Linked DNA regions of Mus musculus: region 2 is linked to region 1. The links are chromatin loops, found by intact Hi-C in ENCODE. Cell type or tissue: left cerebral cortex. All regions are shown on one strand. Links, peaks and the distances in the headings refer to the core of each region. The heading gives the core; the rest is flanking DNA. Region 1 has its middle 130 kb from the start of Alkal1. Region 2 overlaps St18 (suppression of tumorigenicity 18).

Region 1 (15,990 bases), core at 4,139-12,138:
TAGGGAGAAATGAAATGAGGGCTTCAGACCTCAGTGAAGTGGGGTAACTCAGGTGTTTTGATCCCAGATCTACAAAGATGGGGCACTGCAGCTGTTTGGCCTAGTGAGTGGCATATCACAGATTAGTCAAGAGGACAGGGCAGCAGAGCCTCTCAGGCATTAAGGGTGTGGCTGCTCTACTATGTGGAGTTCCTGGTAATCAGGGGCAGGGTACATCATGCATATGAGTACCAAGATCATGACTGTCCTCATGGGAAAGCTCTCATTCCTAAGGAGTCGGGAATCACACTGGTTTGGGTACCAAAAGTCTATAGCAGATCTACTGGGCCCAGGTTCTATGTAGCTAAGGGAAAATAAAATACAGTAGCAACTGGGATATGGGATATGAGATGGCCTCAGTGGTCCAACAAGATGTGCATGCTTTAACAGTGATAGCCTATGGGACATAAGTTAGAGTATGACACAATGTGGGACTCCCTCGCCTGAGTACTGCAATATGTCAACTTCTGGTAGCACTGTAAGCTGGGCTCACGTATGAAAACTATAGGTGTGTCCAGTGTGAACACCACACATAGTGGTCACTGGAGACCTTTGCAAGCTTTCTGTTATAGAGAACAGTTGTCCCAGTTTTGTGGGAATCCTGGCTGCTGGGTGAGGGGACAAAAAAGCCAGGAGTTTCTTTCCCTCCAGAGTTTCCTACTTCCTGAGTTTTTGCCACTCCTCTTCCTGTCCTCCAGAGCTCTCTTTGAATCACTATGATCAAAGGAAATTACTTAATAGTTGTTTGGGTCATTTCTTAAAAGAGCTAGCCTGCTGACTCACTCTGCAGAACTCTTAATAGAATTTGAGTTGATTTAAGCATCAACAACATAAATAGGAAATTAATGTGCCTCAGTAAATTACAAACTATAAAACAAAATGACAGAAATGTTGATGACAAAGAACTAGGAGTTTTGCTACAGGTAGGCAACAAACATTGTCACTGATAAAAAAGGCAACTACTCACTTTCTGATATAAATCTTCTATTACTTTCTAGACTATCTTTAAACAGTAAGATGATAATTTCATTATCAGTTTGGATGATCAATCAATTGGACTTCTAAGCTCTGAACACAATCTATTACTGCCTTCTTATAAAAATATTAAATATTTATAACAATTCTAATGATTATTGTGATGCTGAAAAAACTATAAACTATCACTTATTAAAACAAATAAATGTAACTAGCCATGAAAAAGAGAATAGTAGGTTATCATTCCATCCTTTCTGTAGAAAACATTGCAAAAACAATACTAATATAATGGTGCTCAAAATGTAGAAAAACAGATGTTCCAAGACTATGACAAGCTGATAATCAATAAAAATCAATTGTATAATAAATCAGAATTTGTTTTGCTTTCGAAATACAGCTTCACTTTTTAAGTCTATAGTTTTTTATAACTTCATTTGTTTATTGTAACAAACATTTACTCTAATATCTAAACTAATGCAAACATGGGTCATTTTGTATTCTTTTTTAGATTTACTTTTTTTTCCTTTAATCAAGGACAATTTATTTACTTGTTGTAGTACATTTACACAATGAAGTAGTACTACTCAGCTATTTAGAAAATAACATCATGAAATTTGCAGGCAAATGGGTGGAACTACAAAAATAATCATCCTGGGTGAGATAACCCAGAACCAGAAAGATAAGCAAGATAAATACTTACTTATAAGTGGACATTAGCTATAAAGGAGAGGATAATCATGCTACAATCCACTAACCCAGGGATGCTAAGTAACGAGGACTCTAAGGGGATCTCTATGGATCTCCCTGGGAAAGGGTAATAGATTTCCTGGGTGGATTGGGGGAAGGTTCTGGAGCAGAAGGAAACAGGTGGAGGGGGTAGAGGGGGAGAGTACTGGGAGAGACAACTGGAACTGGGGGGACACTTTGGGGGCAAAGTAGAAACCTAGTGCAATGGGAACTCCCAGGCATATACAAAAGTGAACCTAGCCAAAACTCCCAATAATAGGGGATACAGAGCCTGAACGGGCTGTCTTGAGGCAAGGCTTGAAGCAGAGGGATTAGGATATCAACCCAGCCACAAAACTCAACCTACAATTTGTCCTGTCTGAAAAATGTGCTGGGGTAAAAGTGGCACAGATCTTATGGAAGTGGCCAACAAATTATTGGTCCAATGTGGAATCTATGCCTTGAGAGAAAACCCACACCTGGTACTATCTGGAAGAACAGGAACTGGAGGCTGGATGGATTTACTTTGTGTGTGTGGGGGGGGGGGTTCTTCTGCAGTATGGATGTGGACCACATGCATGCCTAGTACCCATGGATGCCAGAAGTGGGTTCAGGTCCCCTTAGAAGTGAAGTTACAATGACAAGGAACTATTGGAAACTGGTCTTCTGAGAGACTGGTGTAAGTGCTTTCAACTTTCATCTCCTCAGCCCCTATTTTTGTATTCTCCTCTCCAAATGGGGCCTAAAAATTGTATAAACTACACATCTCACATATGAATCCGCACTCTGATGATTATTCTAAGAAACTGTTCTCTAGTAATACAGATGTGAAAAGTGGTCTTGATTCTTTATGGCTCTCAGTTTATCTTCCTGGAGAATCTGAAAACGCCAACCCTGTACCAGTTCACACTGGCCAGCTCTGGTACAGGATCACCATACTTACTCAAACTTCCCTTACTGATATCATGGGACCATCACATCTCTTAGTAAAGCTCACTAAGACCTTAGTACCACCTCAAGCTGATAGGATTTATCCTCCTGTTGGTCTTGAGACAAAGCGCTGGGAGGCTTAAAGTTTTGAAAAATCTTTATAATTTCCAATGTCTTTATTATATCTTCACACTAGATTGACAACTTAATTCCTTAAAAACTTTCAGATAGAAATTATTTTCTTTTTCTGAGAAGCCCTGCAGATGGATCTCAGATGTGCTAGCATCTATTGCACACTGCATTCCATGTTTCCCTCTATTCTCTCTCATTCTGTTTCCTCCATTTGCTTGTATTACATTGTCCTTGACTGTGTCTCTTTTTCCTGTTTATTTAACCTATACAGTTTTCAGGGGCTTTTGTATTCTAGAGATAGTTCAGATAAATCCTCCCCCTAACCAAGCATATGTCTCAACATCACTGATACCTGCTCCTCGGGGTAAAACAAGAGTGTGTGTCATGTTTTGACTTAACATAAATGAATACTGTTCAGTAGGAGCTATTACTCAGTTCTTGTGTAGGTTTAGTTTATGTGTTTATTTTAAAATCCTAAGTCTGATCCACATGCTTAGAGATGGCCTGGCTCTTTCCCATAGATCCTCAAAGTCACAACACATAGCTAATTCAGACCTTCATGATTCGATTTTAAGTTCCCTGCTAAGAACTTCACAGCTCCTTCCTTGTGGGTGAAGAAAATAAAAAACAGAGGTTCAGTCCTAAGTTCCTCATCTGGTCCACTGAAGAAGGAATTCTCCAAGGATCTTTGCATTCCTCATTTTCTGAGCCTTGTTCTACCTAAAGCATGTCTTATTTTCTTTTGCAGCCCATTCTGTTAAATCTCCATAGCCTTCTAAAATGGATGTGATATTTATTATTCTAATATTCCTAGCTCCTTTTCACTCTTTTCAGTGTAGATGTAAAAATCATCAATGCATATTTTAAAACAGGTAAAATATAACATACATATTCTGAGAATATCTCCCTAAAAGACGATAATGTGTTTAAAGAGAAAAATAGTAATTCTGTAACAGAGAAACACAGCAGATGTGGCCTTAACAGGCAAACCACAATGATGGGCAAATCAGTCCTTCCTGAAATTGTGCAATGCAAAGACTCCAGCACCATTTCTGATACTCCTAACCAAAACAGGAATGCCATGAACCGGATCATGACATTCCTAAGCAGAAGAAAAATATGCAAATAACTATCCCCTAACTTTCAAAACCAACAGGGTCATGATAGAAGAGTGAAGAAATATTCTCAATTAAAAGGAAATGCAGGACATTATGTTAAGTAAAATGAATCAAACACAGAAAACAAACATCACATGTTCTCACTCACAATTGGAAGTTAAAATACTTATAGAATAGAAGTCACCACAGGTTTGAAAGGGGGGGAATGAAGAGAGGATGAATAGTGGGTGCAGGGTACAGTTAGATAGACAGAAAACACTCTGTCATATATCACTGTGGAGTACTTAGAGTGACAACATGGATGGGTTGTCAGTACATAGATGCTCCTTTAAAACAGGTAGTTAAAATAGTAAAGCAGACAGCTGTGGCTAGAGTACAGACTGATTGGCTCCATGTTCTTCAAGATCTGTCCTTTCTTCATTCAAGAAACCTGAGTTTCTTCACTTGTGCCACAGAAGCAAGCACTACTGCCTATAGGGGCTCTGGAGAAGATTAAAGGAGACAGCACTTTCAGAGCTTTGAGACTAGGCTTGAGTCCAAGAAGTACTTGCACACTAATAGCAAGAATGAATGGATGAACTGAAACTAGGCAGAGCAGCACTTCCCAGGTCAGAGAGCATACATACCCAGTGTCTTTCTCTGGTTTCACACCATTCTTAACATTTACAAAAAGGCGGGTGATGCAAAAGGGAAGGAAACAAGAAGTAAATGACAACAGAACAAGACATGATCTTACAACCCAGCATAATAAATACCAATCATATGGTACAGTTTTAACCAAAGCCTTAAATAAAAAACAAGTTGCAAATCCTACTGATTGTCTTTAATGCTCAAGCTTTTTCTGTATGATAAAAAGTGTAAGTATCTACATATAAAAAGGAAAATAATTTATTACAATTCTCCTAAGCATTGAAAACAACATACATCCATACTTCAAGTCACTTTGCTTACAGCCAGTTACTAGGTTAACCTGCTTGGAACAAGCTCATGATGGTGTTTATGCTTTTTGAACAAGCTGATGCGGGGAGAAAGCATTTGCTTAAGATTCCCATCAATGAATGCAGAGCTTAGACTAGTCTTTAGCGTACACAAACATCATGCTTATTAACTCAGAATGTTCATTCAGTTATTGAAACATGATAGCTAATGAAAAACTGATTCTCTATTATACAAATTAGCTTTGCACAAAAATCCCCTGGCTCTGGAATAACTGTCCACATATTGGGAATCATATACTTCTCTGAGGTTTTTAAACTGTGACTTAGATGTCAAAACTTAGCATCAGGGCTTTGAATACACAAATAGGTTATAAATGATCAAACCAATCCATCTGACTAAGAACTTTCCAGCTAGATTTCAGCTTAAGAAATACTAAAACTACCTATGTGTAGTACAGTCCCTGCCAACACACACAGCATCCGCTCAGTTAAAGCAGCACTGTGACTCATATCACCTGTTTCACTGATCCTGCTACATCTTTTTCTGGTCAGAGTTCTCTCTTAGGATTAAAACTTTTATGAAAACAAATAGCAAATATTTACTCAAATTGATTATTTCACATCCAGAAAACTATATTTCCTACTGTAAAGATCTATTTACCTTTGTTAATTTTAACAAGCCAAGGATTAGTCAAAGCAGTCACCACAGGTCCATAAGCAATAGGAACTGAACGATTGCTAATTCATGTACCATATCATATATGCTTTCCTTTACATACAGAAAGGTCCTTATTAACATACCACACATGTCCATAAAAGATTTTCAACAACCTTCTTAGATACAGTTCAATAAAATGTTTAAATACCCATACATACGCTAAAAAGGAACAAAATATAAAATATAGGAGAAAGGGTGTTAAGGACGGAGGAGGAACAGAACAAGAGTGGCCGTAATTTCAGGCATTATCAGATAATAAATCACTGATCAAGACAGTTCACTAAACTTTTATTCAATGTGACATTGACTGAGAGACTTTTATAGCTATCTGGCCTTAGAAAAGCAATTTGTTCCATTAAAGAATTCTACTATGGGATCTCAAGATTAAATATACTAGTATGGAGACTATACAACTAGCTGTGAAGTAAATGAAAAGATAAAAAAAAAAAGGTTAAGTTGTACTATCCCATTAGATGAAGTGGCATTTCTCATTTTAAAGAAAATTCAATAAACTCAATGGAAGGAGCAGGAAGAGCAGCAACAACTAGCACAGGCTCAGCAATTCCAACTTTTTCCTTCTCAACTTTAGGAACTCCTGAGGAAGTGAAGCGATTACAATGCTTTCCTCTGAGTGAAATGGGGTAAGACCCTGCTGCTGACTTCATGACAAGCTACACAAGAATAAGATCTGCAATGCAAGGATCAGCATATGAGAGCCACCTAAACACAGAGGGAAATTATCACTCAGATACGTGGGACTGAGGGTTCTATCCCAATGTGGGGAGAAGATAGTGTCCCGAATGAATGCATAGTGTTTGATGTGAACACGGCCATTTTAACCACCTCAATGCTTCAGACCTGTGAGAATAGCAAAGCCTTCCTAGGCTATATATGGATGCTGAAACTGCACAAAAATGTTTAATATAGCTTCTTCTTCCTAATGTTTACAGCCTTAGACTATTCCTCCACAGAGACCTGCCATCAAAATTAGCCAAACTTGCTTCCTTGTTCTACTATATATAACAACCTTCCTCCTCATCTAGCTGTACACAATAAACCCACCTTTCTGCTCATGGTTACCTAATAAACTTCTCCAGCACCATGTCTGCCTCCAGGCTTCCTGCCATGGGGATAATGGACTAAACTCATTAAAGTATAAACTAAGTACAATGAAATGCTTTCCTTTAGAAGAGTTGCCTTGGTCATGTTGTCTCTTCACAGCAGTAGAACAGTGACTAGCACACCAGGTTAATCCAAATGCAGCACTGTAGTGATGAAGGGCACAAACTGGAGGCGCAACACTCAAGAGCCTGCCTAGGAACTATAAGAAGCCAACCCAGCTAGGAGTATGGAGCCTTTCTCTCCAACTTTTTCAACAAAGAGGGAAACAGGAAGCTGAAGACTTGTCAACCTATGAGTAATTTACATGAAATCCATCCTTCTCTTGACCAAATTATGCATAGTAACATAGTACATGAAGTCTCTGGTATTTTTCCTTTAGCACATGTTACAATATACAAGGAAAATGAGAGGCAAGTTCAAGGGCACTTTTGATGGAAGCCAGATGAATTGTTACAGTTGCCTGGGAAACCTTTGAAAGCAACAATATTTGATATGTCAAATATCTTAAGTCAATATGGGCCAAAGTAATATAGAAGCTAAAACCAAGCAAGGAAATTGTGTGAAAGGGAACACTCTCAATGTGTTATGTTCTCAGAACTAAACTTTTGAAAGGAGAAAAAGACTTCATAATCTCTTAATTAGCCTAAAAGAATGCCAACTTTCAACACTTAGTATAAAGGCATTTCAATTACCTAAACATTTATGTACAAACCCCAAGAGCTTGTAACAACCCTACAACAAAACAAAGTCTTCACATAGAACTTTATCCTGTGTCTTGTGATGTGGTTGCAGTCTAGGGTGTAGACTAGTATGTAGTGTATAGAGTGTGATTTCTTCTCAGATTTCCAATACAAAAACGTTATGTCCCAATGTCGCATGTTAAATGTGTTAATGAGAACAACAACAAATGTTCACTGTAGCAATTCTGAGGAGAAAAATATTTTACATAGGACAATGAGCTGTCACGTTCTATTGAGGAAATATGCCTGTAATAGGAAAAATTTCCGAATTTATATTTTCCCCAAAATATACTCTGGAAAGAGATTCCACCATAAAGTTGATTTTGTTATTTTTCTTCAGAAAAGTGACCCTAAAAAGCTACATTATGAAAATGTATATACCTTACTGGTATTCTAGTTCATATAGAGTTCATTTAGACTTTTGTAACAGAATAAACCAAAAAGAAAATAGAAACATAACAGCTCATAGATGCAGCTCAATAGCAGAGCACTGCATTCGCAAGATCCTAGGCTTAATACCCAGTAGAAGAGAAGAGAGATCAAAATGTAAACACCCAGGAGCTTCAGGAAATTCAGTATGTCCCTGTACCTCAAGATTTGCACAGTGAAATAGCCACTGAGGGACCATCATGCTTGGTGTTTTATTACTTTAGAAATCTAGAGTTGCAGGAAAGGGCACCCACTGGGGGGGGGGGGGGAGAGGGAAACAGATTTTAAGCAGATATTTGCCTCATATGTTTTTGGTTGGTTGGTTGGTTGGTTGGTTGGTTGGTTTGTTTGTTCGTTAGCTAGTTTGTTTAGTTTTTCTGATAACTGGTTGGAAACTTTTTGGAGTTCTATTGCTCTGAGCTGCCCTCTGCTGTTATCTTCCTATAAATATTATATGGAAAATCCTCTACCCTCCCACATCTCTACCCCATTTCATCACCGATGTTATTCAAGGGCTGCCCTTCCTATTTCTCCTGCATAAATGTGGAAATATGGAGGACAGCACTTCAGTTTTTAAAATGTAAAGAATTAACATAAAGCTTTTTTAGTTTGAGAGCTTTGATTTTAGTTTTATTTCATTTTTGAGATGCTGCTCTTTTCAGAAGACTTCCACAGTTACAAACTAAAGATGATGTGTCGTCTAAGGAGCTTGGCTTTTTACAAATCAGTAAGGAAGTCAGTATGTTGTTGTGAATTTACTTAAGGTATGATTAATTTCCAAGGACAGTCTCCATTCTTCTAGTTGTACGAATGAGGGTTACAGGAGAATCACTTCTTCCTGCATTATTCATCTGACTTGATCTGAGGGACCATGCCAGTGAATCTGACAGCAATTTATATGAATTAATTGTAAAGAGAAAGGTTCTAGCTTGTGTGCAGTCAGAAATCAGAAGTTCTTTTCTGTGGAAACACCTGCTATGGGCCTGACCTTGTTCCCCATTCTCTTCTGCTTAGAGCTTGACTAGCTTCATCAGTCTAAAGACTCAGACCTGACACAGTCCTAAGAACTAACAGCTTCATTTCAATCCACAGCACAGAAGAAGAAATCTGGTTATAATGCTGGTGTCCTACACTCACAACTTGCTGTGATCATTTAACAAATTAAAGTGATTCCTAAGCTTTGCAATAAGGAGCAAATTCAGAGTCTTAAGTACCACAGGATGGCCAGTGCAATCTCTGCCTTCCTGAACATCTGTCAAAGTATGCATTTGAAAGTTCTGAAGCTATGTTCATGTTTTAGAAACCCAAGTAAGCTTGGCATTAAGACCTTGTATTTCTCAAGGAAAGAAAACCATTGTTTGGTGCCTGTGTTCTAGTAAAGAGACATACATCATACATATGCCACAGGTCTCTTACAGGGACAAACCAACCATTTAAGTACTCAACATATCTTCATATTTGATACTTATTATATGTAAGCAACAGATGTATTTCTCATATGAGCATCATTAAAAAGTGCTTTTTCTAAAAGAAAATTTTAAATAGAAATGAGTCAGCCTCAGTACAAATCCATACTGTGCAGGCAGCATTTGTAATATAAACACACTGACGCTTCACAGAGGGTTTGTAGAATCTGATGATCTGCACAATGTCGCCTATACCCAGATCACATGTCCTCTCCTCTTTCATAGCTGGTTACTACAGCTCCCGGTGACTACCAATGGTCACACTTGATGCAGGGCTCCCATAGTCACGGTGGCAAAAGAGAGGTGAAACAACAGCTGAGTCCTCCCAGATCCCTGTTCAACTGTCCCATCCACCCCAGTCCTGCTAGTTTTCTACCAAAGGCCAAGCCAGTGTGAGATGTAACCATAGAACTACAATCTACCTTTGGCAATATTTGTCCTTACCTGTACCTGGTAGATGTCTACAGGTATGTGGAGAGTCATCTCTTTTTTGATATATTCCAAATGTTTTTACGATATTTCTTTTAGGGTTTCTCCATGCTGATCCATTCAGATATCTCATTACTGTCTAAAAGAGAAAAATGTTAAATTATAATATGAAAGTCCATTCTTTTTTTTTCAAATTAGGACTAAATGAAGACAAACCACTGAGACTGGCACCTTGTACAGTGCTAAGAGGTGTTGGCTTTTGTGTACTACGATGCCACAGCCTTTTCTCCTCTTGTAGCTTTACTAAAAAAAAAATATTTGTTATTTCAGATGAGGTTTTTTTCTCCTTACCTCTAGTATTCCTGTGAGGTCACATTCTGTGAGAAACATCCTGCCCTTCTCCCCACAAAAAGGTTGCATAGAGTCAGAATGCAGAAGCCTGCAACTTGCTAACTTTGCTCTGTGTTATTTACCAATCGCACAAAGAAAATGCTGTCTATTCAGAACTCATTTCAAAACTCTTTTCACTGTGAGTAAGCGAACAAGCGGGCTCATGTCCCAAGCCACAGTCATATCCCCAGTGGTCCAGTGATGGCTATGGAGCTGGCACTGAGTGGCACAGCCTTCAGGCATCCTACAAGGGTCTGTTGTGAACAGCCTAAAACCTTCAAAGCCAGAAGTAAAGAAATAAGGTGGAGTTGGGCTTCTTTACTCTCCTCTCCACTGTTTCTGTGCTAATTTGCCCTGTGTCTGTTATCAGTAACCCTTTCCCAAAAAGTTCCTTCTACCTAAAGGGTACAAGATGTCACCAAGATGACAAAAGAAGAAGCTAGTCGGTAGCTGCAGAGTTGCTGTCCTTGGGGCAAGTAATTTCAATTATAGAGACCTTAGTTGCTTACTAGAGCCATGCAACAAAGCATGCCCAGGCATCTCCCATTCACACCTCCCTGTGCCTCTTTCTCCCCTTTCCCCCTTCCCCCCTTTCCCAATCTTTCTCTCCCCTGTACCTGTGCCCTTCTCTACCTGTCACTACCTCTACCTCTACCTCCCTCTTCCTCTGCACCTCCCTCTCCCTCTGCCTTGCCCCCTCCCCCCTCTCTCTGTCTCTCTGTCTCAATCTCTCCCTCCTTTCCTCCTCCCTCACTCTTAAGCTCTACTAGTCAAGCCTCAATATATAGCTTACTGTTTCTATTGACCACATCAAAAGACATTGAGGAAAAAAACAGAAAGAGGAAGCCATGGATAAACTACCAAAGGTATTTGGGGGGGGGGGTTATTATTATTATTATTATCATCATCACCAAACTGCAGGAACTTCAAAACATATGAGACCCATCCAGAAAAGTGCTTCAGTGTACCACAAAATGCCCAGAACTGAAGAAAGTACACACAGGGACCATCTGAAAGAAGAGAGTAGCATATTTCATGGAAACATGGGAACATGGGAACGAAGCGTGAGCCTGCTGTCAGGAACTGCCCCAAATACAGCGTTCTAGAAAGCACATCATAGAGAGTTACACCAGAGTCAGTCAGGACAAAAGCAGAATGCTAGGCATCCATATCACTCCAGATGCTCTGATTCCTTGCTGCATATCCCATACACACCCCCGTGGTTGGTACATGAAGGGAAAGGGGTGCCAGAGCACCATATCACCGATATTATCCCATAAGTGGGAATCTGGTCCCACTGAATAGGATGAGAAGAATAAGAGCAAGTCGGGTGTGGTGGCACACGCCTTTAATCCCAGCACTTGGGAGGCAGAGGCAGGCGGATTTCTGAGTTGGTGGCCAGCCTGGTCTACAAAATGAGTTCCAGGACAGCCAGGGTACACAGAGAAACCCTGTCTTGAAAAACCGAGAGAGAGAGAGAGAGAGAGAGAGAGAGAGAGAGAGAGAGAGAGAGAGAGAGAGAGAGAGAGAGAAGAATAAGAGCATAAGCAAGCTGAATGTTGGTTCTTTCAGGAGTTGTACTTTTTCAAGTGGTCAGCTACATCAATCCTTTAGACATTTTTGACAGACTGGAATCTCCAAGAAAACAGGCTATTGCATTTTATGAACCTTGAGGTTTTCCCAGAGTCAGAGAGTATCTGGCCCATGGCAGCCAACTAGTTTCCCAGCTAGTATTTAATTGTTCTGCTTTAAGGCAATTTTTCCATTGTGGTCATTTTAGAGAACTCTAGATAAATGTCTATTCTGAAGCTTCTATCTGTGGCTCAACATCAATATTTTCTACAAAAACAGCAAACATTTTAACAGACTTTGTGTTCCCTCTACTTCTTCCACTCTTCCAAGTCAGAGAATCTCTGAAAAAGTCCTCACTAGCTACTTTACTATTCTGCCTTGCAATTAAGGTTAAATATTTTGAATAACATGTAAGGCATTTCTTTTTGGCCAAAAGAGAAACTCAGGGGAATAAAAAAATAAATTAAATTAAATTTTAAGAAAATGAAAAGCAAGCGTTCTCGTGAGCTTCCCAAACTGAGCAAGTTTGGGTAAGCATATGCAGGCTCAGTTTGGGAAGCCACAATATGCCATTTATCCCTAACTAGATGACGGGACAGAAATATTGCTGCTGAACCAACCAAGGGAAATATGCTGCTCATCCAAAACAAACTTGCAAAATCTAACTTCCACTGACAAAATGTCTCACAGGAGAACTTTGCCTATGTATCATTTTAAAGTAGTTTTTCCACTTGCTATGTGAAACTGGTAACTGATAACCCAGGGGCATATCTCAAAAGATGGAATTCTTACACATGAAATATGAATTTAGGAATAATTCAGAAGTAACTAGGTAAAGAGTCTTCCTGGAGATAAGGCTAGGTATAAATGGGTGAGAATAAAGAGTGAGCATGTGGTTAAAGCATTAAAAGCCAAGACTCCTGGGCCAATGAATCACAGTCTACTCACTCCCTTTACCCCTCAAATCTTTTACTTATTCACCAAGAAGCCCCTTTATATCGACCAGTCTAGGTCCTCCAACAGATAGATTTTGCTTGCAAGAGCTGACTTTGACCCAGGACTAGATGAATTTGATGAAAGAAGTTGAAAAATCTCCACTGGAACTGTGTTTAAGAATAGGGGCTCTAGGAAAAGCAACTTCCAGGCTTCCTCCTGGGGATATCTTGACTCCCCCTGTTCTAACCCTGTGCCTTCTTCCTTCTTTAATGTTGGAGGTGGGGTGAGATGCCCTAGTGTAGATATCCTTTGGGCAGCCTAAATGCAAATCACCCCTATTCCTTTTCCATTAGCACTTTCTTGACTTCCAAAGTCCATCAACAAAGCATACTGTTTACAAATGTTCTAAGGATACTGTCAGAAGAAGCTGAAGTTGAGATAATCTACCCATACCCAGATAAAATCTCACTTTCTAAAAACAAAAAAACAAAAGTGCTCAGAACAACATAGGAATCCAGTGCATGGTAAAAATCCACACAGCAGTCCAAAAAATGGTGCTGTGAAATTCTCACTTGCTGGCTACTTCTAAGTGCTTGTTCCTATATTAAACAGCCATTTACCAACTACCCATTTTCCAAAATATCCTTAAAACAACCATATATAGTAACATTCTGTTCAGAAATAACAACTGCTTAAGGTTTGGGTTGTTGCGGCTTGTTCCTTCTGGAAAACTACACTTATTAGAATTAGGGAACTTAACAGCAAAGGTTGTTCTAGTGTTTATCCATTAAATGATGTTTTCTGGAGGAGTTCATGTGGCAAGGTGATAACTTAATAACTATTGGCAAAAAATTGTCACTGTTTCTATAGAACTGTACTCAAGCAGAATAGATAATGATTACTCGTGCTTGGATTCTGGAACTTGTGGAATCTGCTTTCTGAAAATGCCTTTTGGAGTCTGCAGGCAGCACTGGCAAGGATAAAAAGGAAAAAGAAAACGTTTTGCTGGCAATTTACAAAGTACAACTAGCTCTTGGAACCCCACGGTATGGTGCAGCAAAATGCACAGCCCCGCTGGTGACATCAGATTACAGCCTTGAGAATGGGTGTGGGAAGCAGGCCAGGACATAGCTGTCACTGGTCACTAACACTGAATAAGCTGAGGAAGGGGCAGCCCACAGATTCCTGATTCTTTTTCCTTACGCCATGCCAATTTTTTTTTTTTTTAATTCTTTGAGAAACCAGTGGGCGGGCACAGATGGGAAGTGGGAAGCTGCAAAGGGAAAGAAGATGGTACAGAGAAGAGTGCTGAGCCAGGCGCTCCTCTGCAAGTGCATCCTCCAAGATCCAGATGGCATGGCCTTTCTTTGCTATTGCCACCTGGCACCACTGCCTCTTCAGCGCCCCCTATCTGCTGTCAGGACCATATGACCATAATTGATACCAAGTTACCCTTTATCAATTTGCAAACCCAAAGGCCAGAGCTCAAACAGCAACCTGTGAGGTATTCTGTTAACACAATAAATGTTTTAAAAGAGCAACATGTTTTAAAAGAACCTGTTAGAGTGCCAACTTCCAAGAAATGCAAACTCTACTTAGGGGAATGCTCCTTTACCTATGCAGCAGAATTTAAAGCAGTCTTTCCCTAATGAGTTGTCAGCAAATGTCACCTGCTTTAAAAAGTTAGCGGCTGGGAAGGGAGAAGCTGCTATGTTCTGAGCTGTGTGTTTTCAAAGCTTAGAATGGATGAGGCCCCTGTTCTCTTTTTATGCATGTGAGTTAGCTCTGAATCAGAGAGCTGTACAGTGACACTTGAGGGTGAGCTGTAACATCTCCTCTTTATAGAATACAACTTATTAAAGAGGAGGAGGAAGAAGAGGAGGAGGAGGAGGAGACTACAAAGACAAGGCTCTACAGGACACTGCCAAAGAGATGAACTCAGGGAACTCTTGTGCAGCTCACTGGGACTTTTGTCCTTGCTAGGAACCTCTCCCAGATCCAGGCTGGTGACTCGTGCATAAAAGACAATTTTTTCCACTCACAGAGTTTGCAGTCTAGTTACTAAAGCACTAATACAAAAAAACAAAAAAACAAACAAACCAAAAAAAAAAAAAAAAAAAACCCCTAAAGAGCAAATACAACACAACACTGAGGTGCTATTTTAGAAAGAGGGGCTAAAGTGCTCCAGAGCCAATATCATTGGGCTCTACCTCTCCAGGGCACTTTGCAGGGCTTCTCTAGAAGGCTGATATTTCATTGGAGATAATGAAAGTGGTAAGAACCAACTGGCAAAGGGGATTCTCTCCCAACCCACCCATGGCATGTGACAAGAATCCAGAGCAAGAAAGGCAGTGGCTGGAATGGACGTGTGTGAAACCAAGCCCTGGCGACACTGCCAGAGGCTTCACACCACTGCCAGGGGCTTCACACCAGCTGGGTTCTTACTCTCTGTGACTGTGACTTGAAAGGGAAATACCGGGACGTAGGATCGGGAATGGAAAGGAGGCACTTTCGTGGAGCTATTGAATTCTACAACATATGGTAACTATAAGGGAGATTACTGTTGGGACCTATGGGAATGCAACATAAATGACTAGCCTAAAACAAACCTGCATAGAACTACTTAGCACTCTGTCACTGTACATTTCTGTCCCACAATCACATCCTAGCCACCAAATAAGGTGGACACTAAGAACTAGTAAAATTACTGTCACTCATCCTAAACAGAATAATATATGTACTTATAAAGAACTACGTTAATGATATTTTTAACATTGCTACCTGTATGACAAACATTTATGCCCCTGTATATGTGAATACAGTGGTCAGATCCCAAGAGCAGCACTAAGCCTATGGCTCATAGCAGCAGATTGCTGTTTATTTATGTATTTATTTATTGCTTGCTAGTCTCTCAAAAGCAGCCTTGAGAAAGTATAGGCAATAATGCATGTTATTCATCTTATAGCGGAAAACTAAAACAGTTATCTAAAATACATGGTTTATAACTCTATTCCTGAACAGGAAATAGAAGCACTCAGCACTCATCATTGTAGAAAATAGCCTTTAAAAAGAGAGTAAGGTACATACACGTCTCTTTGTAAAAAATAAAACAAAACTGTAATAGTACGAAGATAATATTACATAATCTTTGAACAGAAAGCCCTGTGTGATTCAACTCATGTAAACCTACAGAAGCTAATGAAGCTGGCCAGCAAGCACCATGACTTGAACGTGTGCTGCTCCCCAAGCTCATCCATTTAATAAGTTGGGCCTAACCTGTTGGAGCCTTTTTGGAAAGTTGTAGAAACTCCTGCACATGGAGACTAGCTG
Region 2 (15,990 bases), core at 4,766-12,765, 370 kb before region 1:
AGGACAGTAAAATGTCTGAAATCTTTTCATCTGTCATTTTACTTATTTCAGTGACTTGGGTTTAGGAATTTCATAGGAAACGAGCGTTGATCACTCTGCTAGGATGTAGCTGGTGTCAGGCAGCAGCAGAGTTCTTGGGCCTTCTGGCAGCAAATGCCAGGTGGCTCCAGATTCTGGTTCATCTGCTGTCACGGGAGTCAGTTCTAACTCACTGAAGAGCTCTTCTGAGTTATGAGAGCTATTCCTGACCACTGAATGCAGATCCTCAGCAATCTCTACGCACCTCCCAGCCTGAGTTGGCTTCCTGCCAACTGTAGCTTTTGGCTGGCCCTTGTTTCTGGATCTGTTGCTCTCTACTACTGCCTCTCTGGGTCTCCCTCCCCTTACCAAGAAGTTAAAGTAGGACAAATGTTCTCTGTTCTTAGATCCTCAGTCTGGCTCAGTTTTAAACAACACATTCTTCCTTAAGATAGCTGCAGCTCCTTTGCAACAGCTTATGTGTAAATTACCGTGCCTTTTGTTGTTCACTGTCTATTCACAGTATTTTACTATTGCAGGAAATTCTGCCAAGATAAAAGCTGAATATGACTATTGTTCATTTTTCAAACTTAAAAAATATCAGTGGGCATGACGTCTGAGCTGTCAGCTTTCCACACAGGGTATCAATTTAATGGGTTACTCACCAAACCTTCGTGTCAAGCTCACCTCTGAACCTGTGACAATCATAATTACTCATTACAATCTTAGTCCTGCCATGGAAGGTCTTTCTGAAACCAGTGCTCTCAAATGACAAGCCATACTTCCATCTTTTTCGAGATGACATTGAGATTGTCATGGTTGTGTATTTACTATTTATGACAGTAAAATCTCCATTGGTTTATTAGTAAAAGGCTGCTTCTGCAGAAAGGAAAAGGATTTTTTTGCCCTCTCCCCCTTTTCATGTGAGTACTATATAGTGCAGGCTAGTCTGAAAGTCACAATCTTCCTGCCTCTGTCTCTGCAGGACAGATGTGAACCACTCCACTGTTGGTATGTTTTTCTTATTTTCAGTAGGCTTTCTAAACTTAGAATTCAGAAAAAGGAGGAAAGAAAGGTGGGAAGGAACTGAGGGGGAGGGAAAAGTGAGTGCTTTCCAGGCCATGTGTTCACTGCCTTGTGGATTTCACAATGTGATTACCACTTTGTTTTTGTCTCTGAGAAGAAACAATTATCACTGCTCTCAGTTTCTGCCTTGAAATTTTACTCCACAAAAAAGAAAGAGTAGCAAAGAAGCATATGATTTGCAAGCTGTGGCAAGGAAAAAAAGCCAGCTATTTTCTTTTTTTCTCTTTCCTTTGTTTCTGTCTTTTCTTTTCTTTCTTCCTTTTTTCTTTCTCTCCTTTCTCTCTTTTTTCCTTTCTTTTTTGTTTTTTTGTTTTTGTTTTGTTTTGTTTTGTTTTTTCGAGACAGGGTTTCTCTGTGTAGCCCTGGCTGTCCTGGAACTCACTTTGTAGACCAGGCTGGCCTCGAACTCAGAAATCCGACTGCCTCTGCCTCCCAAGTGCTGGGATTAGAGGTGTGTGCCACGACCGCCGAGAGTCTTTCTTCCTTTCTTTCTCCTCTCCTCTGCTTCATTCTTTACTTCCCCATTTTTTCTCTTCCATTTTGAACAACTTTGTGCAGAAGAAATGGACAGAACTCTGCTGACAATACAGAGAGTTTTTATTTTTCTAAAAGTCACATTTCTAAAAGTCACATTGAATGTTAGAAACCAATAAAAACAAAAAGAGAAATTAACACTGAAATGGCACTGTATTCAACTCAATGCATACAAATATTTTTATTTCAGCCTGTGCTGCTAGTCAAATCTTAGTACTTCCAGCTACTGCAGGGATAAGGAGGGAGCTCTGAGGATGGGTTGAGGGGAGGCTTGGAGAGTAGGGAGGCCAGATGAGGGACACAACCCTATGGGCTAGACCTGGGGAGGAACAAACCCATAAAATATGCCATACTTATCATAGTTCATACATAGTTAATAGAATTTTATGATATATATCACTTTGCATATTCTCAGTATATATAATGTACGATGAATGTTAGCATACCTACAAGTATTTTCTTCCTGGGCAAAATTTTCTTGAATACCGAGCCCATGCTAATAAGACTGCTTTTGGGTCCACTGCTTGTCTACGGGGGACAACTGGCTAAGGACTGTCAGTTCCCTGGTCCTCAGTTATTTCATGACACTGGTTTTCTAAAGTATTATTAGTGGCATATCCCTAAAGTGCCACATATATTTTAGACTATATTGCCCACAATTACAAAGTTTTCATATAAAATTGAAGAACACAGTCTGTTAAAACAGTAAAATGATTACTTAACATATGACAATACATACTGAAATACAAAATTCTACCAGAGACAAGGCCATTCCATAAGAGCAGGGGATTCCTTTCTGTTTACAGTCAGAATACTTCATAGCTGCTGAACATCAGTGAAAAGTACACTTTACAGAGCACAATAGTTTATACCTGGTAAACATCCGTGGGAAGTGCATTTGAATCCGTCAAGTGCCTATCTAAAACTGTCACATACACACAAAATAGCCAATGACAGAAAACCTAAACCCAATCCAAAACGAGTTATTTACATCTTTTGGGTTTTTTGTTGTTGTTACAATTCATATTTTTAAAAATTTTAGTTCCAAACACAGAATCAGTTATGGAGACAGTGGAAGTTTTGAGTGAAAGCTTTACAAATGTCCAATACATGAGCAAATTTTTTTACTTAGTAGCTTTTTATACAATATATTTTGATCATATTTTCCCTTCCTTCATCCCCTCCCAGATCCTCACTATCTCCTACCTATTCAACTTCATATTCTTTCTTGCTAAAAATGAAAATAAAACAAAACCCCCAAATCAAACAAACAAAAACATAATATGACAAAAATACCAAAACAAAATCAGATGAAACAAGAGCAACAAAAGTCACAGAGTCTATTGTGTGTTGTCCAGCTCCATGAGGTCATGTTGCTGCCCTGCCATGGGCATGATACACCTAGTATCACTGCGGTTGAGAGAACTTGTTTCCCTCTAGGTTGAATTGCAAATAGTCTCTTGGCTAGGGACCAGACTTGTGTCCACTTCCCCCTCTCTGTATTGGACTTTTGTGTGGTTTGAACCTGTACAAATCTTGTGCATGCTGACATAATCAGAGTTCATATGTATACCAACTCTGTTGACAACAGCATATTTTTATGTAAAAACTTTTATAAGAAAAATGTTCAGAATGGTGTGTTCTTACCATGACAGAAAAGATTCTTTCAGACCCTTTTCCAAAAGTTTTGAGTAAATGATATCTCTTACTTAATGAACCAAGGCAGGTTAGGAAGTTGGACTTCCAGACAGGGGTCATGTGCTGGCAAAAAAATGTCCTTCCGGGCATGGGCTGATATTCATTTCAGAGCTGAGTTGAATCCTGACCCTTGTACATATTTAGGGCTGGGAGGGCACCAGCAGGATCTTTATTCTTCCCAATTCCAGTTTCTTAGAACATAGTAATAATTTCACTTACAATGTAGCTTTCGAGCCCATGACAGTAAATTCAGGAGCACACCTAATACCAGGTGTTAGGTACGATGGTCCATTTTGATTGTTCATTCAGTTGAGATAATAAACATATATAGATTAGCGTGCCAATAAGGGCATTTCCAGAGACAGGAAGATGGTGAGGGTTCTGCCCTAATAAACAGATTGGTCCCTCCATGGATTTTCACTACAATGTCATTACTGAGAAGTGGTAGAAGGTAGGAGGCAGGGCCAAGTTGGAAGGACGATGTCATTGGGGTGTATTCCTGTAGCTATATCAATACTGGTCCTTTCTTTTCTTTCCCCATTCTCTCCTCCCTGGTAAGGACTTTTCTGCTTTGCTACAGCCTATGGAAGTAGCCCTTGTATCATGGTTACAGTGATGAAAAACAAATGACTTAGTGACAGCTTGAGCTCAGCTCTTAGCCTCTGACTAAATAGAAGGATTACTATCAGATTAACAGAAACCTAAACTTGGCATCTCTCAGAAATCTTGTCAAGCCATTTACTGTTTGTCAGGAAAGCTATTTCTTCCCTTATCCACCTGCAACAGTCAACTGCCTTCAGCAAGGTGCACCTAGCTCTTGATTAGCTCCAACAATCTACCTCAGTTCAAAGTTTCCATGCTATCCTACAGGTTGTTATGGCCTGCATCTCATCTTCTCCTGCTCTGTCAGGCTGTTCGGGCTCATGCGCTTTTCCTCTTGTCCCCTATAAAACTGGCAAAGCTCTTCCTGCTGCCACCCCCCCCCCACCCCCCCACCCCCCGCCCCAGCAGTCTAAATCCCCAAATAAACTGTTTTTCCCCTCATGGAGTGTTCTAGTCTAGTGGTTTCATATCATTCCTGCTCATATCCTGCAGATGAAACTGTATCTGGCAGGAGCCTAAGAAGATTCTGTTGGTCAAAGTGGTGATGGTCAAACGTGTATAATAGGCTTTCTTATTTCTGGTAGTGTAGACCAATGTGTGTATGGTGAAATCCATGGATTTTAGTAGATTTTTCTTCAAACACAGGGAAGCTGCTTGATTAGCTTTGCAAGCAAATGGGGTTGAATCTAGGGTGCATTTTTGTCCAGTTTTATTGTTTTGGGCACTACTGTTACCTGCGAACCAGCCATCTCACCATTTTCATTGCATATGGTAACATGGCTCCTCAAGCCCAAGGGTTTTCTCAGTATACAAAGCATCTCTGACTGCGAATGACAGTGTGGACAGTTATTAGCAAGTTCAATCTGCTTACTGTATGTCACCTGCTGGATAGCTGAAGGAAACAGAAGGCACTACTTGCAGGCCACAATGAAGTGGGTGGAATGTGTGGAAAGACACATCCAAAACATTAGTAGTGAAATCCTTATGTGCTAGAACAAGGCAATTTCTCAATTCATCTGTCCTGCTCTTTTCATACAGGACTTTGGATCCAGATGAAGCATGCCGGAGTTCTAAATACCTCAAGATTTTATTTTATTTTACTTTTTGATGGAATGGTAATAGACAGAAAATGATGACAGAAAAAGTTCTTATCAATTTCACATCCTATTACAATTGAAATACACTGAATATAGTTGTATTGCTTTACTGCAAGAAATATTTGAATTGCTAAACAAATCAACTCCACCCTCTGATTGTTAAATCTCTTCAAGGAAGGTGGCAGGCATGGAAGATGAGGCTTTAGAAATATGCTGTAGCAACTCCACTATCAAACTACACCTAACCTTGAAATTCAGTCTTTCTTTGCAAAGCAAAGGCTGCTACTGAGAATTTGAACCACGAGGTATGGAGTTTTACACTGAATCTTCAACCCACTTTCCTGAGCTTTCTATCTCCAGTCATCTGGATTCCTTTTGTACTTTCTTTGTTATTCATGGGTATTTTCCCTTCACACTCCATACTTGCGGTTCCTCTGCCTGCCATGTCGTTTACCAGTGTCTCGACCAATCTGGAACTCACACTTTTCCAGGAAATACAAGGTGGATAGCAAACCTTCTTGCTGTTTCTACAGGAGAAATTGTATATTTACATGTCATAATACCTGTCATTTGCCTCATGTCCTCACTGAATTCAAGACCTCAGGAAGTTTGTTCTGATTAGAAATATGTGATGGGAAAGGGCAGATCTTGCTAAGTCCCAGTAGAATTGATACAATTCTATGACAAATTTGTATCATGAACTGTAGATACAACTTTCTCATAGACAGCAAAAACCAAGGTAGGATGTAAAACATACTAAATTAAGTAGACACTAAGATACTGGCTGAGCAGCTCGCATCGCTTTCCCAGAACACATATGAGCATTTCGTGTAAGCTTAGTGACTGAAAGTACGTGGTGCTCCCTGAAAGCAAACCTAATTTAAGCCCAGCTCCCGCTTTGATCCAGACTTCTCTTTAGTTAATTTGAGTAAATTTTACATTGCCTATGAGGAACAATCATATTTAAGAGATGTGTAAGTCTGGCTAGAAACTCAAAAGTAGAGAATACTGATGACTTAGGAAAACAAAAGCAGGTAGCCTAGAATTATCACATTTTTTGAACCTACCTTGCATAAATGTAAGCTATATTCAGGACCTCCAGCAGTTTGGTATCAGGAAAGGACTCCTTGTGTGCTATTCATTAGATCTGGGCAAAATTCTTTCTAGTTCTAGCAAAGGCAAAGGCAAACCCCATTTTGGAGATATGTTCTACACCAAGGTGTTAACCAATCAAGATGTTAACCAACCAAGAATCCTCTCAACCAAGGGTAAAAGTGTTCAGAAGGAATTGTTCTGTGTTAGAGGTTTTCTACCATATCAGGAGCTGTGGGTCATGGGGTTGGTGACATCTGTCTTGATAAAGTAAATATCATGGCCAAATTCATTATCAATTTTTATTTCCTACCATACACCAAATGCACAGCACTGAACACAATTTTGTTGCAATGATGTAAGAAATATTAATCATTTGGAGAAACAGTATACAAACAAACTACTTCAAATAAAAACGCATACATCACTGCCTTTGTTTTTGTTTACAAAATACCCAATTTACAGTATCAATCATTAACATAGTTGAAAAGAAAATAATTCAGTGCATGTTATAAAACACAAGTACGAGGAGGCAAATAAATACAGATACACTTCATAAAACTATATGAACACAAATAAATTAACTGAAGCCATGTAAATTATAGTAATAAATACATAGGATTGCAGGAGATCTCTTTAAATAAAATATATAACAAACTTGTTAAAATATTTAGCAAAGTAAACTTCTGTCTTTGTAATAAGTGAGCCCATTTGTGTGCTTCTTTGAAGTATTGTGTAGCAAAATGTTCAAAGACATACTTTAATAGGAAACTTTGTGTCCCATTTATAGTAGACACTACTCGCAGTAGCTGCTTATTTTAAAATTGAGCTTTAAATAAACACCTTTCCTACCTAAGAACAGACATCTCATTTTCACTAAACTAAGATTCAAGAGTTCAAATGAACCCCAAGCCAAAGATAAGCGCCACGTGATGCATAACAATATCCACGGTTCCACGAGAGTGGAGTGACTATACCACTTCTCATGTATCAGAGCATGTAACAGTAGTAACAGTGAATTCAAGCCTGTGAATGCCATCACACTAAATCTAAATATTCATGAGGCTAATAAAAAATAAACACTTTTATTATAGCACAGAAAATTAAGCCCACACTAAAGTTCATGTGTACTTTTACATAGAGGCACATCTGCACATGAAATGTGTGTGCACACCAAAAAGGCAGTTTAGCTGGTTGTCTATACCTTTTCCTTAAAAAAAATAAATATAAAAAAACTTTTGAAACAATGCTTAACTACTTTACAGTCCCTGAAATAGACATTGCCTTTACTACAGCAACTTCTAAACTCTGATCCAGTTGAGATTGCAGGTTGAATTTCACGTGTGGATGAGTGTGAGTGCATATATGTGTGTAGACTGTGCTGTTGTGTGTGTGTGTGTGTGTGTGCATGTGTCTGTATGTGTGTGTATGTGCATGTGTGTACATGTATGTGTGTGTGTGTAACATCCTTTGTGTCACTTGAAGTTCAAGAGTTTTATCAAATTGAAACTGCCTTATTTATTAGGGAAGCAAAGACCAATGCTGCCAATATTCAAGGTAACCACTTAGCTTGGAATAGCATTTTTTTTTTCAGGCCTTCTGTTTTGCATTCTATTCCAGTCAACCCAGTAAGATAAATGCTATTTCAGGGGATACGGTATCTACACAATTTCCATTTGGATGTGTCTGTAGTTGTAAGTACAAATCTACACCAACATTGTCACTTGTATATTGTACTAACGTGTAGCAGGAAAAGCCAAGCTGGTCCCATCAAAGCTTATTTCTCATTTTGGGAAAGGGTTGCCAACTAGCCAATATGACTTGAAAAACAAGAAGACAAATCTGATTCACTTAAAATGTATGCTTTAAGCAGTCTAAATAAATAATTCATATTAATTAAATCTCTGCAGCCATGTGGAATACTATGCTGACTATTTTATTTAATTATTGCTATCAAGTTCTGAGTGCGCTGTTTGCTAACATCCTGTGCTTTTGTGAGTGTGGATTTCCCACTAGTGGGCGCCATTTATCTTCATAATCCTTCACAGCTCACATTACCAAAAGCCATTTATAAAAACAAAACCAGTAAAGGAGAAATGGAAGTGCACAGTAGAAACCAAGCTTGACCACAGTGTAGTCCTGACATCAGGATTTCCTTCATACATTTCTTTTGTTTTGTTTTTCTCATTTAAATCCAGAAAGATATGTGATTTGAGAACAGCATTTCTATTTAAATCCTATTAGAAGATAAATTAATAAACACACCTGTAAAAATATAGTAGACTTCAAAATGCAGTTAAAAGATAAAAAACTCTTTGATTAGTAATAAATAAAATATAAAATGTCACATTTATTTTTACATATACTTTACAAAATAAAGAGTGCAATGAAGAAAGAAAAGAAAAAGATATGAAAATAAACGAGTTTAATAATTGACTGCATTGCTTTTAATCCAAAGAGTTTATCATAGTTTTTCTTTCCTTTTTATGTCAGCTGGGGAAAAATTAGTGCAATGTTGCAATTATAAACACAGGGACAGCCTCTGGGCTCCAGGGGTATTAGGCCCCTGCAGATTTGTGGGAGTTCATGGCCGTAGTGACCTCTGTTTCCTGCATACTGTCGTTCTACACATGGATGCCCTTCACCGCCTGCTTGATGCTTTCCAGTAGAGCTTTGCATTCTGGGGAATAGTCCTGTTCCAGATTGCTGTACATGTCTGTGAGAGTATTTACATATGCTTCAAAATTCTGCTCATTGATAGGCCCCTGATGGAGACACAAGGAAACCAATCACAGAGGTTCAGCTGCCCCAAGGAAGATCAGGAGATAGTGACAAATGTTGCCAACTTATATAAGTAGGAAAAGAAGGGTTTATAGGACTGTGGCAGTTTGGGATAGGACAGAAAATGTGTGTGTGTGTGTGTGTGTGTGTGTGTGTGTGTGTGTGTACTATCTGTATACTCTTAACTCATGGCATTAATGGAATGCAATTGAATAGTATTGGGGATCAATCTGGAACCACATAATAAATGCTGAGCTAGAGGTGTCCAAACTATATGTCTTTTCTTGGGAAGAGTCTGGGTCTCATTTGCACTTTTCAGTATAAAACCAGCTGTCTGTGGAAAGTATGCTAGGAGGATGAAGCTTTTGCCAAGTGGTTCTTTAACAGTCCTATGTTGGAATGGCAGGGATTGTACTGAGCTGAGGAAATTAACAGCATCACCAATATAGCTCCCAGCAATGCATCTCCAACTCCAAAGACTGATTTACATTTGTGAAAATGTAGAATAAACTTTTTGTGAATTCTAAATAGTTGCATACTTATGAATAAGGGGTAAGGGATAAGAGATAAGGGATAGGAATAGGAATACGGATGCCTTGGTCACACACATGCATTCTATGTTCCATGAAAAGAAGTTGAATATTACAATGAGATTATTGGGAGTGTTATAGTTCATGAGTTGAGTAGATGATGCTGAGGGATGTATAGAATCAACTGTTTGAAAACATATTTACAGTGAGTGAGCTCTGGCATCCAGCTTTCAAATAACTTTATAAGATAGCTTTAAGTAAACCTTCATCCTTAAAGAGTCCTGGCCTTTTGGAATGCCACTGGCCTTGAATTATCTGAATATGCATATCTACCGTGTTCTTAGATTGCGAAAGCATTAAGCATGAAAATGAATCAGGGGTAGGTGACTGTCAATAGTTCAGCCACAGGGTAATGGAACAAAGACATTGAGGTAGATGATGGGGTAGCAGAGCCTTGCTCTTGGTCTTACCATCTGTGGAAGTTGGATGTCAGCAAGGCTGGAGATGAGAGCCTGGCTAAGCCCTGCCAGCTCCTTCAGCAGACTCTCATTGCTCTGTTCTATAAGCTTGTTCTCCTCCTCTATGGTCTTCAAGTTGCTCTCCATAGATGTTATCTACAGCAGAGGTAATGACATAAGAAGCAGAGTTAGAGGCCTTTAAAAGGTCTCTGGGGGAAACCTGAAGCTAGATGTAAGTGCCAAGGGATGCCTCCATCCCAAACTGCAGCCCTGCCCTTGCATTCTAAGTGTTAGATACCTCCAGATTTATACTTTTAACAAGACTTTCCATGAATTGCAGGTCTCGCTTCTCTACATGGCTATATGGTGGCTATCTTATTGTCAATATGCCCCAGGGTAAATCGGCTATTTTCCCAATTCTTGCTCAGTAGCATGTCTCTTCTTTGCAGTGAATGACAACTTGAAATGTTGCCCATATTCAGGGTTTTTGCCCTTGTACTTCAAGTTCACTGAGAATTGCTTGCAAAATGTGCAGGATGAGGCCACTATCCACTTATGTTGTGGCCATGTGGACCCAGCCATTTGGTGTGATGCTATCACTTCTCACAGGTGACACTGTGTCAGCTTTGCTCTGTATAGTCTCTCCTTGGTCCTCATCAATTCACTACCAAATTTAGTTTTTTCCAGGTCATGGTAGAATGTACATCAAGGATAAATGAATTACTCTAAAGCCCAAACAATTCAGAGGCTCCTAATTCCATCAAAGTAAATGCTGAGGCCATCAATACCAAGTAAGTTTTTCTATGTAAACAGCCCGGTCTCATCTCTGGTACCCTTCTGTAATTTGCCCCATCTAGATATCTACCTCTAGACATATTCTTCTATTGCTTAAATCTCTACAATTTTCATGATTAGGAACCTATTCTGTCCAAAACGGTCTTCCCCATAAGAGCTGACCAGCTCCTTCATGTCTAAATCATTACTGACACATTTCTTTTTTTCTTGGGGCTTGATCATCCTGTTTAATATTAAATACCTCCTTCTTATGGCAGCAGATTACACACACACACACACACACACACACACACACATTACTGGTTGGCTTCCCCACTGAGATTAAGATCCACGAAGAAGAGGCTATGTGTTCTTTAGAAAAGGTTTCAAGAGCCTCATGCTTTCCAAATGGAAGTATCAAGTTCTTCCTTTGGATTTCTGTGGTATTCAGAAGACTGGATGAAGAAACTGATTCAGAGAAGTGGACCTGCTTAGGTGAGGACTGCAGAGGACAGTAGAAGCAGCTTATCCTTTAGGAGGGAAGGAAGGAGAGCAAAAGGGAGAAGCAGCATGAAGGATCCTCTCCCCTCTGCTTGGTCTCGTTTTTCCACTTCTAACTTCTTGCAATGCACTTATTTTTGCTGTTTGAGATGCTGCAAGACCCAGAGTCTTGCAGTGGACAGGCAAACAATTTACCACCAAGCTACTTCCTCAATGACAGAATTTGTGTTAGCATCTTAAAAATTCTGGATTGAGTGAACTTTTCTTTCCTGGTGGACTAGGTTTAAACATTCCTTGGAATTTTTGTATAAAATATTTGTATAAGATCTGCTTTTAGCATAAACATCATATAAAGAATTTAATGCTGTATTTGCATTTTAAATAAAACCAAGGACTCTTTGCCTTTTGACAAGTTCTCTATAAAGTTCCACACGCTCTACCGGAGTCTACATGGCCATCTGCTCTATTCGCTCATCAAGGGGGCTTCTATGCCAGCTAGGGATAGGAGGAGGAGTAACTCCTGCTGCTGCTGCTGAGTCAATAGCCACAGGCATGAGCCACTCATTCAAGATTTACAGTAAGTACCTGACAGAGAAACACATTGCTCTATGATATTAGCAATGTTTCAGATGCAAGACTCAGGAAGGTCAATGTTTTGTACCCACTAGAGACCATAATCATTTTTAGAAATAACTAGCGTTTTTTAACCTGGGTCTGAAGTTTCATCATATCTGCTTCAATTTTAAGGTTGGATTCATTCAGTTCCTTGATTTCTTCATCCAGATGCCTAATTTCTTCATCACCATCAATACCTGTGAAGAGTTAATAGTTCACATTGAAAACAGAAGACAAGGCCAGCGACAAGTTATTTTATGTTTCATTTTTTGTTTGTTTGGTTTTTGTTGTTGTTGTTGTTTTTTTTTTTTTTAACCCAAACTACATTAGGATTCTAATAAGGAAACTGTTTTGGAATTTAATGCTTTCTAAGAAAATGGAGTGAGAAAGAACCAGCTTTCAGGTGGGTCCACTGTGCTCCATAAGACCCAAGGAGCCCCCACTACAGCCCCTTTAGCATGTCCCATTGTACTCTTTGCATATGTGAAATTGCTATGCCCCTAAAATTAAAATAACTTGAAAGAAATTAAATGAACTGAAATGTTCAAATCCACACAACCTTTTGTATAGACACTGCAAAGACAGTGAGGTCACAGGGATTTCCAGCAATTAAATATCTGCTTAGTGAGGTGACCCTTAGGAGCCATGCCTAGAGGCATAGCTGGGGCCATGAGCAGATGATATGGAGGCCAAATTTCTCTGTGTGCGCTTGGCAGGCAGTACATGTAGTTTAGGAGACAGAATACTGTTTGATTGTTGCTCTTGCATTTGGTCACTGATTAATCTTTAGGCTTTAATTTCTGTAAAAATATGCATAGTATCTATGTGTGAGAATAACTGCAATCAAATGTAGACTGTGGAACAGCCTCCAGTGAACAGGTATTAGTTTTCATCATTGTTTTGTACAGTGAGTGTGAATACATTTTACACATTGAAAGTCTGGGAAAGGTAGAAGAGTGCCACAGCCTGGAGTGAAGTTAATCTTACCAGTCTGGAGAAATGGGTCTATACTAGTGCGTGATAACAGAGAGGAATGAGGACAATTTGCTTCATGTTGGTTCAAGAGCAATTTTATAGGGACATTTTCTATTATAATTTTACCAAGGCTGGGCAGTGGTGGCGCATGCCTTTAATCCCAGCACTTGGGAGGCAGAGGCAGGTGGATTTCTGAGTTCGAGGCCAGCCTGGTCTTCAAAGTGAGTTCTAGGACAGCCAGGGCTATACAGAGAAACCCTGTCTCAAAAACAAACAAACAAACAAACAAACAAAACAAAACAATTTTTAATTTTTTTTTTTTAACCAAGACTAAGCTACTGTAGTTTTCTGAGTGGAAAGTCCATAACCTCTTGTTATGGCTCAGGATATGATCAAAACTTAACTTCTGGTGTCATATTTAATGGCTGGAAGCAGGATCCTTAAGGAAGAGATTGGGATTAGATGGAGTTATGAGTAGGGTCCCTGGAATGGCACCAGTAACTCTTTATGAAGAGAGACTGGAACTAGCACATTTGTTCCACATGATACCCTCCACTATGCAGTCAGGCATCAGAGGAAGGCTCTCCCTGACCAGATACCCAGCAGATGATGGTGACATGTTCTTGGTCTTCTCATCCTCCAAAACCAGGAACCTAATAGACTTCTATTTTGTAAAATTTACCAATATCAAACATTCTTTATAACAACTGAAGATGAAGTATCTACTGAAGGTGAAGGTTCGTTCATGTTCTCTGTGACCCAGCAATTTCATTCCCAAGGGTATGCCCAAAACAGGAAGGTGCATACAACATGCAATCACAAGATATGCACAGCTGGACTTCACAAAAGCCTGATGCTGAAACAAGCCAGATAACTCCCCCACTCCCAGTCATGGTGTGGAGGATCCTTATAAAATACTTATTTTTAATTGTGTATGTGTGCATGCGTGTGCTCATACACACCTGCACAGACATACAAATGCATACATGTGACTATGGGTGCCTGTGGGGTCCAAAAGATGGGTATTAGATCTCCCTTGGAGCTAGAGTTACAGGTGGTTGTGAGCTGCTGAATGTGGTACTTGGAACTGAAGTCAGGTCCTGTGCATGACCAATAAGCATTCTACAGCCCTGAGCAATCACTTCAGCCTTTGGATAATTTGTAATAATATAATATGAAGCAAAATCCTGTAAGACCTGAACTTTTACACACAATGTCATAAAACAGGTGGCTATTTTGTAGGCACTGATGCTTTTTAAAAGTGGGTCATGCATATGCCAATGAGAAATAAAAATATGCAATAGATTGATTTCACACTGGATTCTGACACTCAATAAAAAAGAAGACAACCAAGATGTTCCTAGATCAATCTGAGTAGAAATCAACAGTCTGACATTGCTCCACAGCAGAGAATGGACAGGGACAAAGGCTCATATTAGTGTAACTGTGATGATTCCATGGGAAGAGATCCATGATACCTAGAGAATTCTGCTGAATTTCTAAGAATCACACATCTGTAGGGACAGCAGTCTTGTTTCAGGGAGATAACACATAGGAGCTAGGGAAAAAGGGATTCTTAGTGGCACGCATTTGAGTACTGTCAGCACCTGGCAGTTTTCTGACTTGACCAATTGAAAAGTCCCCTGGCTGTATTTCTCTGACACACTGTTTTTTCCTTTCTGTCTTTCTAGAATCTTATTTCAGGTATTTTTCTTTTTCAAATAATGGGTGACAAAAAGTATGAAGAGACAAAAAGTATGAAGAGTTTTGAAGTATTTTTGCACAAGCTGAGTATTGTAAGGCCCCTCACTGGAGCATATTCTCACTCTGACTTCAAAACTACAAAGTCAGGCAATGGAGAAATGGGCAAATGACATGAACAAGATGAGCATTCCAGAGGGAGAACAGAAAGTACATGGATGCAGGTAGGAGTGAAATGGGTGTTCCTAGCACTTAAGAAGGTACACTAGGAGAATGGGTTATGAGAACCTCATGGGACCTGGAATAGGATTCATGGAATGATTTTAAGGCAGAAAGTTGCTGTGACCACTTCTCCTTCTATCTACATTCTCCATCAACATCCCAGCCTGCCAGCCTGCCTGCCTTTTTCTTTCCTTCCTTCCTTCCTTCCTTCCTTCCTTCCTTCCTTCCTTCCTTCCTTCCTTCCTTCCTCCCTCCCTCCCTCCCTCCCTCCCTCCCTCCCTTCCTCTCTCCCTCCCTTCTTTCCTCCCTCTTTCTTTCATGAAGCACTAGAAATCAAATGTAGGGCCCTGTGCATGCAACACAAGTGCTACCCTGCTGAGCTGCATCTCCAAAAATCTGCCTGACCTTAAAAACACATCTGGATTTTTTTGTGGAGAAGGAACAGATGGTGAGACAGAGAAGAAGCTAGAAGATGCAAAATGATTATTCCTGGAGTTCTGGTTAGATGTCAGTTCCTGACCCATGACCATGTGATAAGAAGGGAAAGAGATGGATTCAAAATATAATGTGAAGGCAGAATTTGCTTGACTTATGATAGATTAGGAAACATGAGAAAGAAGGAGCTATGGTGAGTATTTTGTTGTAATAAGTGGTATAGTTATAATGAGATGCCTTCACAATGAGAAGGAACAGAGGCCGGAAGTTTGGAGTAGGATGGATGATTAAATGTTCAATTTTGGATATGCTATGGGATGCTTTTGAGAATTACTTTTAAGTGAGAGATTGGTAATGGGATTCAGTTGAGAATACTCACTGTTAATGAAGATGGCTGCTATAGTTTGGTTCTTCTCTGAAGTCCAAGGGCCTATGAGTTAAGGCTTAGTCTTTAGGGTAGTACTCAGAGGAGGTTGTGTGGATGTTAAGAGGTTAGGCCCTGTGGCTGGGCTTTAGGTATTTAGAGGGCATGCCTTTAAAGGGGTTATGAAACGCTGGCCACCTCTTTCCTGGCTTCATGGTTATAAGGCAAGTGGCTTTGCTCTGGCACATTTTGTTACCATGATATGCTACCTCATCAGTGGCCATGACTGGGACCTCCAAAGTCGTGAGCCCACCCAAATCTCAGTTCTTTCAACTTCAAGATTTCTGACCATTTAAAATCACATTGGAAAGCTGACTAACAAGAACAAAGTTACTTAATCAATGGTGTGTGATCTGGCAGATTCTTAATAACAAATGGTGCCTTAAGCTTACTGGAAAGTAGAGAAGGTTATTGGGGTAAGAAACATGATTCAGCAGGTATTAAGT

Evidence for each region. Peaks named below come from ENCODE experiments on the same cell type or tissue, not always from the same donor. Only the 100,000 strongest peaks of a DNase experiment are listed, where the experiment ranks them.
Region 2: a loop joins it to region 1, with 3 times the contacts of the local background. A loop is called at or near these places in 11 of 42 quality-filtered maps.

Annotation. Positions count from the first base shown.
Region 1 is chr1:6,481,529-6,497,518 of GRCm38, reverse strand. It overlaps a transcript of St18 not described here. Among named protein-coding and RNA genes, the nearest start is that of Alkal1, 130 kb to the right of the region's middle. In left cerebral cortex, for the core only: a CTCF peak has its summit at 8,290 (motif pointing left); a DNase peak (open chromatin) is centred at 10,281; H3K27ac peaks cover 1,213 bases.
Region 2 is chr1:6,851,363-6,867,352 of GRCm38, reverse strand. It overlaps St18 (suppression of tumorigenicity 18), which reads right to left. Exons shown (of 22, transcript NM_173868.2): 20 at 11,881-11,984; 21 at 9,910-10,053; 22 at 6,413-8,893. The coding sequence ends at 8,753. Among named protein-coding and RNA genes, the nearest start is that of St18, 130 kb to the right of the region's middle. In left cerebral cortex, for the core only: a CTCF peak has its summit at 8,135 (motif pointing right); DNase peaks (open chromatin) are centred at 4,845, 8,144, 9,229 and 11,670.